Regions from separate parts of the Homo sapiens genome. Here region 2 is linked to region 1. A link is a contact called in ENCODE Hi-C or POLR2A ChIA-PET data. All regions are on one chromosome and are shown on one strand. The core of a region is the stretch at or near the end of the contact, and the rest is flanking DNA. Distances in the headings are between cores, read along the strand shown. Region 1 overlaps LOC124903932 (a long non-coding RNA gene). Region 2 has its middle 52 kb from the start of CDRT4.

The links. Hi-C counts contacts between places; a loop is a spot of excess contacts on that map. ChIA-PET counts read pairs that join two places held with the same protein, here RNA polymerase II (POLR2A). Pooled maps may share reads with other maps.
Region 2: a loop to region 1 is called in a map of Right ventricle myocardium inferior, with 4 times the contacts of the local background. The contact joins two enhancer-like sites. A Hi-C loop is called at or near these places in 1 of 168 maps with a recorded cell type or tissue (Right ventricle myocardium inferior) and 5 of 50 pooled maps. POLR2A ChIA-PET finds 5 or more read pairs at or near these places in 2 of 52 experiments (AG04450 and T-cell).

What each region holds. Positions count from the first base shown.
Region 1 is chr17:15,289,294-15,294,307 of GRCh38, forward strand. It overlaps LOC124903932 (a long non-coding RNA gene), which reads left to right. Exons shown (of 3, transcript XR_007065634.1): 1 at 1-266. Among named protein-coding and RNA genes, the nearest start is that of PMP22, 26 kb to the left of the region's middle. Within about 2 kb of position 2,863, at least 2 of the 41 ENCODE cell types and tissues checked have a DNase peak (open chromatin) inside an H3K27ac peak, as active enhancers do.
Region 2 is chr17:15,413,171-15,418,184 of GRCh38, forward strand. No RefSeq gene overlaps it. Among named protein-coding and RNA genes, the nearest start is that of CDRT4, 52 kb to the right of the region's middle. RefSeq lists an enhancer at 4,502-5,003. Within about 2 kb of position 1,906, at least 6 of the 41 ENCODE cell types and tissues checked have a DNase peak (open chromatin) inside an H3K27ac peak, as active enhancers do.

The sequences.
Region 1 (5,014 bases), core at 1,613-4,112:
GAAATCATTTGTGCTGTTCACTACGTTTCTCTAGCTCATCAAGAGATTGCATCTCTCTGCTGCCCATAAAGTGACACATGACCCTATAACCGGCTTCAGGAAATGAGAGTGGAAACACAGCTTGAAGAGTTGGTCTGCCATGTACCATGCTGTCTCTCCCCTTGCCGCCATGACAACTTGGCACTGTTCCAGTAATGGCGGCTCCGCCAGCCTGGGTCCCAGAGTGTGGAAGGCAAGCAGCAGAGCCTTCAGGAGATCTGTGCTAGGTATGAACTTGTCTGAGTAAGATTTGGAGGTCATTTGTTACTGCAGCATAACTTAGTCCACTCTGAGTGATACGTAGTGACTGACAGAACTCTTTAACCATTAGACATAAGTTGGATGAGGCAGAGTATTAATAGCATATAAAGTGCGTATGCACAGCATACAATGAGCAACGTCACATACTTGTGTTTGCTTTTGGTTTATGGTTGGATTAAACCACTGATATAGCAAATTTGGAACTCACTCTTGGACTAAGAGTGATATATATTCAAGGAAAAAAATGGCTGGTGGTGTTTTCCTGTTGGAAACTTACGTTACAAAAGACGAGGTGTTTGTTTTAGTTAACAATTATGGTGTGAGTCATGGTAAGGACTGGAAAATGTGTGTTGAAATCAGGATACATGGAAACTAGCTACGTAGGCACTGAGGAAAGGAGATGCCGTGACAATAAAAGAAGTTGCTTCTCGGCCGGGCGCAGTGGCTCATGCCTGTAATCCCAGCACTTTGGGAGGTCAAGGCGTGCATATCACGAGGTCAGGAGATCGAGACCATCGTGGCTAACAAGGTGAAACCCTGTCTCTACTAAAAATACAAAAAATTAGCCTGGCGTGGTGGCACGTACCTGTAATCCCAGTTACTTGGGAGGCTGAGGCAGGAGAATCACTTGAACCCGGGAGGTGAAGGTTGCAGTGAGCCGAGATCATGCCACTGCACTCCAGCCTGATGACAGAACGAGACTCCATCTCAAAAAAAAAAAAGTTGTTTTTCAATGTCAGTCTTCTCACTACTTGGTATTCAACATTATACATATTAATTGTGATGCAATAATGAAGGAAGTACATTCAGATTGGAAATTAAAACGAAGCAATGCCTATTTGGTGTATATATACCTTCTGAGTGCATAGTGTGAAGGTATTGGCAGAATATAAAATTTATTTTCCACACAGACTGTTAGGATAAGGGGTACCCAAATGAGGATTTCAAAGTAGGAATGAGTGGTTGTGAGGTTTTTGTTGTTGTTGTTTGTTTATTTACTGTAGAGATGGGGATCTCACTTTGTTGCTCAGGCTGGTCTTGAGCTCCTGGGCTCAAGTGATCCACTCACCTTGGCCTCCCAAAGTGCTGGTATTACCGGCGTGAGCTGCCACAGCCAGCTATGAGTGTGTGCGTGTGTTTTTTAAGGCATTATTACTACGTGGCACTGATAATATCAGTTAAGGCCCTTTAAATAATATCAAGTGATTTGTCCATGTGGCACGTGGAATATCTTAGCAATGTATTTGGCAATTCATGAGGATTGTTAGAGATGGACGCTGGATGCAGATGACTTAATTGCTAAGAATTTGACTCCTTTCAGATATTTGATGATTTTCTTCAATTACTAGAGGAAGAGAGTAGTGGCATGTTGTTGGGTACACAATACTTCAAAACTGTAACTGAAGGATGCCATGGAATTTGAAAAATTCCAAAGCCCAATTCAAATAAAAAGTGTGTTAGGAACCATTCACTGCTACCTTCCAGCTTTTGAGTTTAATACACTCTTACTGCACTTCTAAATGTTCAGATGGATGCAGGGAGTACAGAACAGTTTCTCACCATATTCTATTTAGTTCTTCGTCAGGTGATTTCTGAAAGAGCCACCTAAAATTTCCTTCGGTCTGAATGGCCTACAATTGTGAGCTAGGATTCTATGTTTTTGATATGCTTAGATTAACATTAAATTTACTTTTTAGTACTTTCATGACTTTTTAAAGTCCATGATCATCTGAAATTTATATTAGCATATCAAATGAAATTACACTCTAATTTTTTTTCCAAAAAGCCAGTTATTAGGTCATCCATCCTTTTCTTCATCGTTATGAACCGTGGATTTTATTGGATCCACACACACATGTGCGCCTATTTTTGGACTTTCTATTTCATTGATCTGTCTGTCTATCCCAGTCATAATTACTATAGTTTAAAAATACTGCTTCTGGAATAATAATCAAGTGAAAATGGATGAAAAGTTTTTTTAAAGATAATGAGAGAAATCTTACCTTAAAAATAACTTCAAAGTTATTATGAAGTATTTCATCTATCACTAGAAGATAATATATGCTGTATTATACATGCTTTACTTTCTTGCCCTCTGCAAGCCTGCACACATGAACAGCTTTCTCTGTGTCAAAGCAACTCACATTGACTTCATTGTCTCTCTGATTGCTGCTTTTCTCTCCTTCCTTTCACTGCCGATCCGCCCCTGCTGCCATGGAACGTGCTCCTCTTTCCCTTAAATTCCTGTGTTATCTGGGTACACTGCACTCCCCAAAGAGAACTATTAAAAGTTATCAGTGACCTCCTTCTTGTCCTTCAACTCTATTTCTGATCTTCAGCCTCCCGCACCTCCCTTATATAATGTTGCCCCTCAGCACACCCACCTTGGTACCCTCTCTCCACTAGCTACCCTGGACCTCCTCTGACTTTCCTGCTGGGAACTTCTCTGCCTTCTTGCTTTTCCTGCATGTGTGCTGCCTGTACACACTTCACTTCAAGTGTGACTGGGGGCGCCTTGCACACATTCCTTAACCTTGCTCCCCGCCTCCTGTGGTTTGGATATGGTTTGTTTGGTCTGGCCAAGTCTCCTGCTGAAATTTGATCCCCATTGTTGGAGGTGGGCCTGGTGAGAGGTGTTTGGGTCATAGGGACGGATCCCTCATGAATGGCTTGGTGCCATTCTCTCAGGAGTGGGTAACGTGTCATTCTTAGTTCCCAAGAGAATTGCTTGTTGAAAAGAGCCTGGCATCTTCTTTTCTCTCTCTTGCTCCATCTCTCATCATGGGACACACCGGTTCCCCTTCCTCTTCTGCCATGAGTGGAAGCTTCCTGAAGCCCTCACCAGAAGCAGATACTGGCACCGTGCTTCTTACAGCCTTTAGAACTGTGAGCTACATAAATCTCTTTCTTTATCAATTACCCAGTCTCAGACAACACAAACAGACTAAGACACCCCCAAACCCTGAGAGTATGAGTTGGTTTAGTTCACGTGGCTTGTGTTCATCAAGGACCAGCTGAACGTTTTCACAGCGTGGTCTACTGTCAGCTAACACCTCCTGGTCTAAAAGGAACTGCCCATCTTCCTGTGGTCTCCCAGAACAGCTCCTCTCCTTGACACTCCGATGGCACCATTGTCCCCAGCACCTCCAAGACATCTTCTGGATGTGCGTGAAAGGAGCCCCTAATTTACAAACCCTTACCACGTGATTTCTCCTCCTTCCACTCTGCTGCCTCCGCTAGCTTATTCTTCCTACTTCCTAAGTAGGTTCCATGGAGGCTTCTATTAAAAGCTTTTCTGGCTTCCTGATCCCAACAGGATTAATCAAAATTTCTTACCTTGGCACCCAAGAACCCTGGTGTCAGTGCACAGACGTTGTTTGCAGCATCTGTACTCACTGCCACCCTGATTGATACTGAAGTCAACAGGATTTGGATTTCAAGCTGGACTTGGTCTCGCAGTGGCTATGTGGGCTTGGGCAGGTTATTCAGCCTCACTCTCATCAAAGACCTTGGGTGGCGTAAGTGGGATTTCCTACATGTAGCCTGTATGTGTCAAACGATGAAGACCCTCCAGTGATCAAGGATCTTGCTTGTTGAACATAGACGCAGAACGTGGCTACACTGTACAACAGTAATGGTAACACCCCTGGACTTCAGAAGGTGAACAAAAGGGCTCCCCTCCCTTCCTTCTTCCATCTTCTCAGAGGTCAACACAGGGACCCTCCTTTGTTTCTTCTCTGCTCGTGGAGATCAACAAAGCGATTCTCTCTTCCTTTCTTCTTGGTCACCCCTTTTGACCCATTGGAGCTATTTATTTCTTGGCATCCCCAAAATGACCATTACATGTAATAGGTGTTCTGTAAGACTTTGCAAATGAATTGTTGCATGAGACCACCCATTCATTGTATAGAGAAAAGATCACTGAGAATGAACAGATCTTGGTTTAGGTTCAGATTTGCCCTATTCTGACTGCATCACATTCAACAACTATATAACCTTGCTAAGCTTTAGTGCCCTAAATTTTCATGGGGTGCTCTGGTCAGTGTTCAATAGCCGCACGTGGCTAGTGGCTGTCATTCAGACAGATAAGATGTAGAATATTCCCATCATTGCAGAAAGCCCTATTGGACAGTGCTGATAGATAAAACACTACAAGAAGGGTGGTGTGTCTGCCAATAATGTCATTAAATACTATTTATGGGAAATGCCTAGAACAGAAGCTACACAGACAACAGAAACACTGCATTTGGCAGAGGAGACAGCCTCTGTCTCTAGATTACTCCAGTGTGTCCATGGAACTCGATTAGTAGGGATTCAGACAAACAACTAAAAGACCCCATTGCAATCATCTGGGCTCATTGAATGATAGGAAAGAAGAGGAAAAGGCTACCTTGGAAAGGTAGCCCCACCTTACACAGGAGCCCCTAGTGTTCAGCCAAAGATACCAAGCAATTCTAAAAGATAATCTGAGGCTTCAAATGGGAAGTTATGGCTTTCAGGTTTTGTTTTTTGTTTTTTGTTTTTTTGAGACGGAGTCTCGCTCTGTCGCCCAGGCTGGAGTGCAGTGGGGTGATCTCGGCTCACTGCAAGCTCCGCCTCCCGGGCTCGCTCCCATTCTCCTGTCTCAGCCTCCCGAGTAGTACTTTTAGCAGAGACGGGGTTTCACCGAGTTAGCCAGGATGGTCTCTATCTCCTGACTTCGTGATTCCCCCGC
Region 2 (5,014 bases), core at 656-3,155, 120 kb after region 1:
TGGGTTCTCTGCTACAGATTCTGAGGGAACGGTCTGTAGCTGGAGAGACTGAGGAATGAAAGGTACATTCAGGCCATGCAGAGTCACTTAGCTGAAGGGTGGGGCGGAGATGGACAGCTGGACAAAGGGGCACAGAGAGGTTCGGCCTGAGGAAAGTTGAGAGGAGGGACTGCATTATCATGGAAGGACATGCTGCTTTGATCCGGATGAAGGAGCTCCCATGTCTTCTAGCCATTTAGGTGCAGCAAAAGATTTGCATTAAAACCCAAGTTACTGGAGTGAAATACTGAGGGGAATGTGGTTCATGAGAATAGCAATTTACATTTGAAAAACATTTTAAATCATGTCTTAAAGGATTCATAATTGTAGGGCTTCTTAAAACTAGTGGTTTTCATTCAGAGGCCCCAGGGCATGCTTGGATTTCCCGCACAGGCTCCTGTGGCCAACTCCAGGGAAAAAGGAGAAAGGATTGGAGCAGATGCCAGAAGCACCCCGCTCTTTCCTCTCCAGCTCACCCTGGCTTGGAGCAGAGACGTCATCTATCACTTGTTTGGTACAACAAGCTCCCACACAGGATTTTATTTGGTAAAAGATCTCCATGATTACAAAAAATAAATGCATGCATGCATACAAGAATATATACATTAATTCCACTGGTTTAGCTAATTAGTTTTCCATGCATATATTTTTATAAGATTATATACATGGAAAACTCATTTACACAGGTACTCAACTATACAGTACAGATACTCAACATACCCGTGATTTCAAGGTCGTAACTGCTGCTTGAAGGTGGACATGTGTGTCTATAGTTCATTCCTAATGAGAAAGATCATCTTCAACACAATAAGGAACACACTTTAACCTAAGAGGGGTGTCATCTCCAGAGAGGATGTTCCAGCCATTGAAAACAAGAAGTGCTCTGAAGCAGATCGAACTCTGGCTTGGATGCTCTGGCAGAGTCCTGTGTGTACCAAATTAGCATTTCAAAATGAAGCCAAGTAAGAGAACCAGCTCCTTCCTGAAAGAGGCCATGAGGGTCTAAATGTCCCACAGATCTGGCTGTCTCTGTGGGAAACCACCTCTTGGAGAAGGAAGATCTGAGCTAGCAGGGCCGTGCATCTTCCCGAAAGCTCCGTGTTCCTGCTTCAAGGCTATGCTTCCCAAGAAAGCAGATCACGGGGTTATTTTCCTGACGCTCCCCTCCTGGGGGATTAAAATTCTTATATTTTGACATGGGGGCAGTGAGCAGAGTGGCCAGAAGGACAGTCTTTGGTGGCTGCTTGGCCCCTGGCCTGGTTTGATTCTGTTCCCGAATCATTAGTGGAGAACTCCTATATTCAAAGAACGGTGGTAAGAGCTGGGAGTACAAAAGTGAGAGGGAAAAAAAAAAAAAAACCGTCTTTGCCCTTAAGGGGCTTTGGTGTATTTGCAGGAGAGAGTCTCATGAACAGATGACTGAACGTCACGTGGAAAGTGCTATCCTAAAAGTGCACTGTAGCACCAAGGAGCACCAAGGTGAGGTAGAGTCCAGTGCAGAAGCTAGAGGCGGCCTCTGGAGCAAATTCACCTCCACTGCCTCACAGGACTCTATGGATTATTGGTCTATAAATACCTCTAGCCATCACAAATGCACTTTCGCAGAAGGATTGAATTTCAGCATTAGAAGCAACCTTCCTAGCCGTTAAACCCTTCACGGATCTGATGCTGGAAGCCCCTCTAGGACACACCCACCAAATGGCTTTTTTGAGTTGCTTTTAGGACAGGATACTCACTACCATGTGGGGAGGTGCTTGGACTACCTGGGCGCCCATTGAGAGGCGTCTGGCTTTTAGAGCTTGCTGCCAGCTTTGGGGAGTGTGAAGGCTGAGGAATGACGCTCTGTGTGTCTGGCTCAGCCAGCAGGCACAGGGCTCCAAGCACGGGGATTCCAGGGCCTCAGGTTGCATCTCAAGTGGCGTAACTGAGCAGTCAGCTGCTGGCAGTCACTCTGAACACACGCTGCTCCTCAGGGCACGGCATGTGCCTCCCAAGGCAGCCAGCCCATTCCAAAGGGTCAGAGCAAAGCACACAGTGCCCTCAATAGTCTGCTCCCTTATTCAGCCCTGGCCTATGGTAACCTAAGCCTAGGCAGGGGCTGTGGGCACCGCATCCCTCAGCTCAGCTCAGCCTCTAAGTGCATTGTGCTCTGTTTCCACGTGCTGCTCACCTTGTTTTGGGGATTTCTAATCTCACTCACATCCTTCTATTTCTCTCATGGCCTGCAGGTCCCCTTTTACTATTCCAGGTGCATCAGAAGTGACGGTTCCCATGAGCATAGGGGCTGTGTCTCTAGTGAGCTTTTCCCAGTAAAGTCATATTATCCATGTCAGTTCCACCTTCAACCCCAACATTCCCTGACTTTGTCGTTCAACTCCCTTGTCCCCTACGGATCCCTCTTTTTCACAACTTCTAAGACACTTGCAGTCCACACCTTGTTAGCAAGTTCTCCATTACATGCTGCTTTGTGCTATTTTCCACTGGTTTCCTCTCTGCCGTCCTCCCTCCAGCAAGCCCCTAATAAAGAAGAATTTTGTTTCATCCACCTCTGATATTCTTTGAAGGACATGTAGGTTTCAATGAATGTTTGTCGAATGAAGAAATGAATACACAATTTGAGCCCTGCTCCCCCAAATCTTATATATAGGGGCACAGAGAAACAATAATGAACAATTACAAAGAAGCAGGAGGAGTATGTGCAGGATATGGAGGCAGCCCAGAAGTCCGACGCAGTAAGTACAGGTCCTCAGGAAGCATTAGGTTGCTGGACAAGCAAGACATACACAAGATCCATTTCTCCCACCTCTGCTTGTTATCCATTCCACACAGACACCAAGCCACCGTTCTTTCCTTACAACAGGCATCTTGGCTTGACGCAAAAATAAGAAAAAAATCTTACCATGAAAATCACGGTGACTGCTTCTGTTCAATGCTTTATAGTCTTCAGGGCATTCTGTGACCAAATCACTTGTGTATGCCAATGATGGATGAGATGCCTTCTGCAGCTCTTTCTACATCAAATCCCTTGATTTGTGGAAAAAAGCAGAGATCACAAGTGACTTTCCTGAGTCCCCGCAGGCAGGTCAACATGGGACTGGAACCAGGATCCAAGGAGCTCCACGTTATCCCACACTAAATCTCTTCTGTCCAGCTGCCTCTCCCTCCCCAGCCTCTCCTGGAGTTGGAATGAACTCTTTCCACAGTCTGCCTCAAATGATCGGATTATTGGACAGCATCTTTGCTTTCAGGAAAAATGCTATGGCAGCCACAGTGACACCCAACTTACCTAGTGATGACAAATTATATGTGGCGTTCCAAGCTGTACCTGGGGGTTTTCAGGGTTATTTGCACCTAATTATAGGCCCCCTCTAAGACTCCCACAGTTGAAGTCCATTACAGTAAAACTCTTCCCTGATTGCATTTTTTTTTTTTTTGAGACGGAGTCTTGCTCTGTTGCCCAGGCTGGAGTGCAGTGGCACAGCTTTGGCTCACTGTAACCTCCACCTCCTGGGTTCAAGTGATTCTCGTGCCTCAGCCTCCCAAGTGTCTGGGATTAGAGGTGCACGTCACCATGCCTGGCTAATTTTTGTATTTTTAGTAGAGACGGAGTTTCATCATGCAGGCCAGGCTGGTCTCAAACTCCTGATCTCAAGTCATCCACCCACCTCGGCCTCCCAAACTGCTGGGATTACAGGCGTGAGCCACTGCGCCCAGACTCTCATTGGATTTTATTAGTAATATAGTGACAGAAGGGTGCAAAGAACCATGTTTCCACCATTAAAGAAATTTGGGGTCTGGGAGCGGTGGCTCACGCCTGTAATCCCAGCACTTTGGGAGGCCGAGGCGGGCGGATCACGAGGTCAGGAGATCGAGACCATCCTGGCTAACACGGTGAAACCCCGTCTCTACTAAAAATACAAAAAAATTAGCCGGGCGTAGTGGCGGGCACCCGTAGTCCCAGCTACTTGGGAGGCTGATGCAGAAGAATGGCGTGAACCTGGGAGGCGGAGCTTGCAGTGAGCCGAGATAGCGCCACTACAGTCTGGCCTGGGCGACGGAGCGAGACCCCATCTCAAAAAAAAAGAAATTTGGGAAGGATCTTCTCTTTTAGTGTATTGATTTTAATAGGAACCAATTCCAAGATTATTCCTACGTCAGTAGAAGTATAATATTAGTAGTCATGGTGGTGAAGTGGTCTCTTCAGAAAAAAAGAAAAGAAGCTTGTAGCTCTTGCCAGTTCCTGTAGTGTAAATTCTCCCACCATGGCCAATTTTAAGCTACCAATGCAATGTCACCGTACACACACAGAGTTGGAAAGAGACTTACCTAGTTGGCTCCATGAGCCAAGACAAGTGGCTGCCACAGCCACCACCTTTACTGAGATTTTACTACGAGATAGGCACCCTTTCAGGCTCATTGAATCCTAGCACTTCACTATGATTTATCTATAACAATAGGGAAAATAAAAATAGGTGCTTACAGGTTTTGTGACGATTGATTGAAGTCATACACACTAACTGGTTGAGAGCAGTGCCTGGCAGATAGTGAGCATTCAATAAACAGAAACAACCAGAATTGCCATTATTACTGCCTGCATTGAATCTTCTCATCAGCCATGGGAAGCAGATGCCCCTCCCACAGCCGACAAGAGCCCCTCCTTGGTAAGCATGTGTGTGGCTAGAGCTTGGAACATTGTGCGTGGTCTTCTGGCCTCCTAGGGAGGGCCACGTCACAATTCATCTTTTGACCCTGCCCCCCAATTTCCCAGTCCTCCCTGAGGATGACAAAGTGGAGTGCTCTGGGAAGACAGAAGCAACAAAGGGGACCTTTTGTGACAGAGGAGAGCATTTAAAAAGAGAGACACAGAGGGCAAGGCAGGAGTGACCTCAAATGGCCAGAGCTAGAGCCCTGGGGCAGCAAAACAGGAGGCAGGTGTGGTTTAGCAGCAGCGCCCATTAGGACATCCCACAGGCGA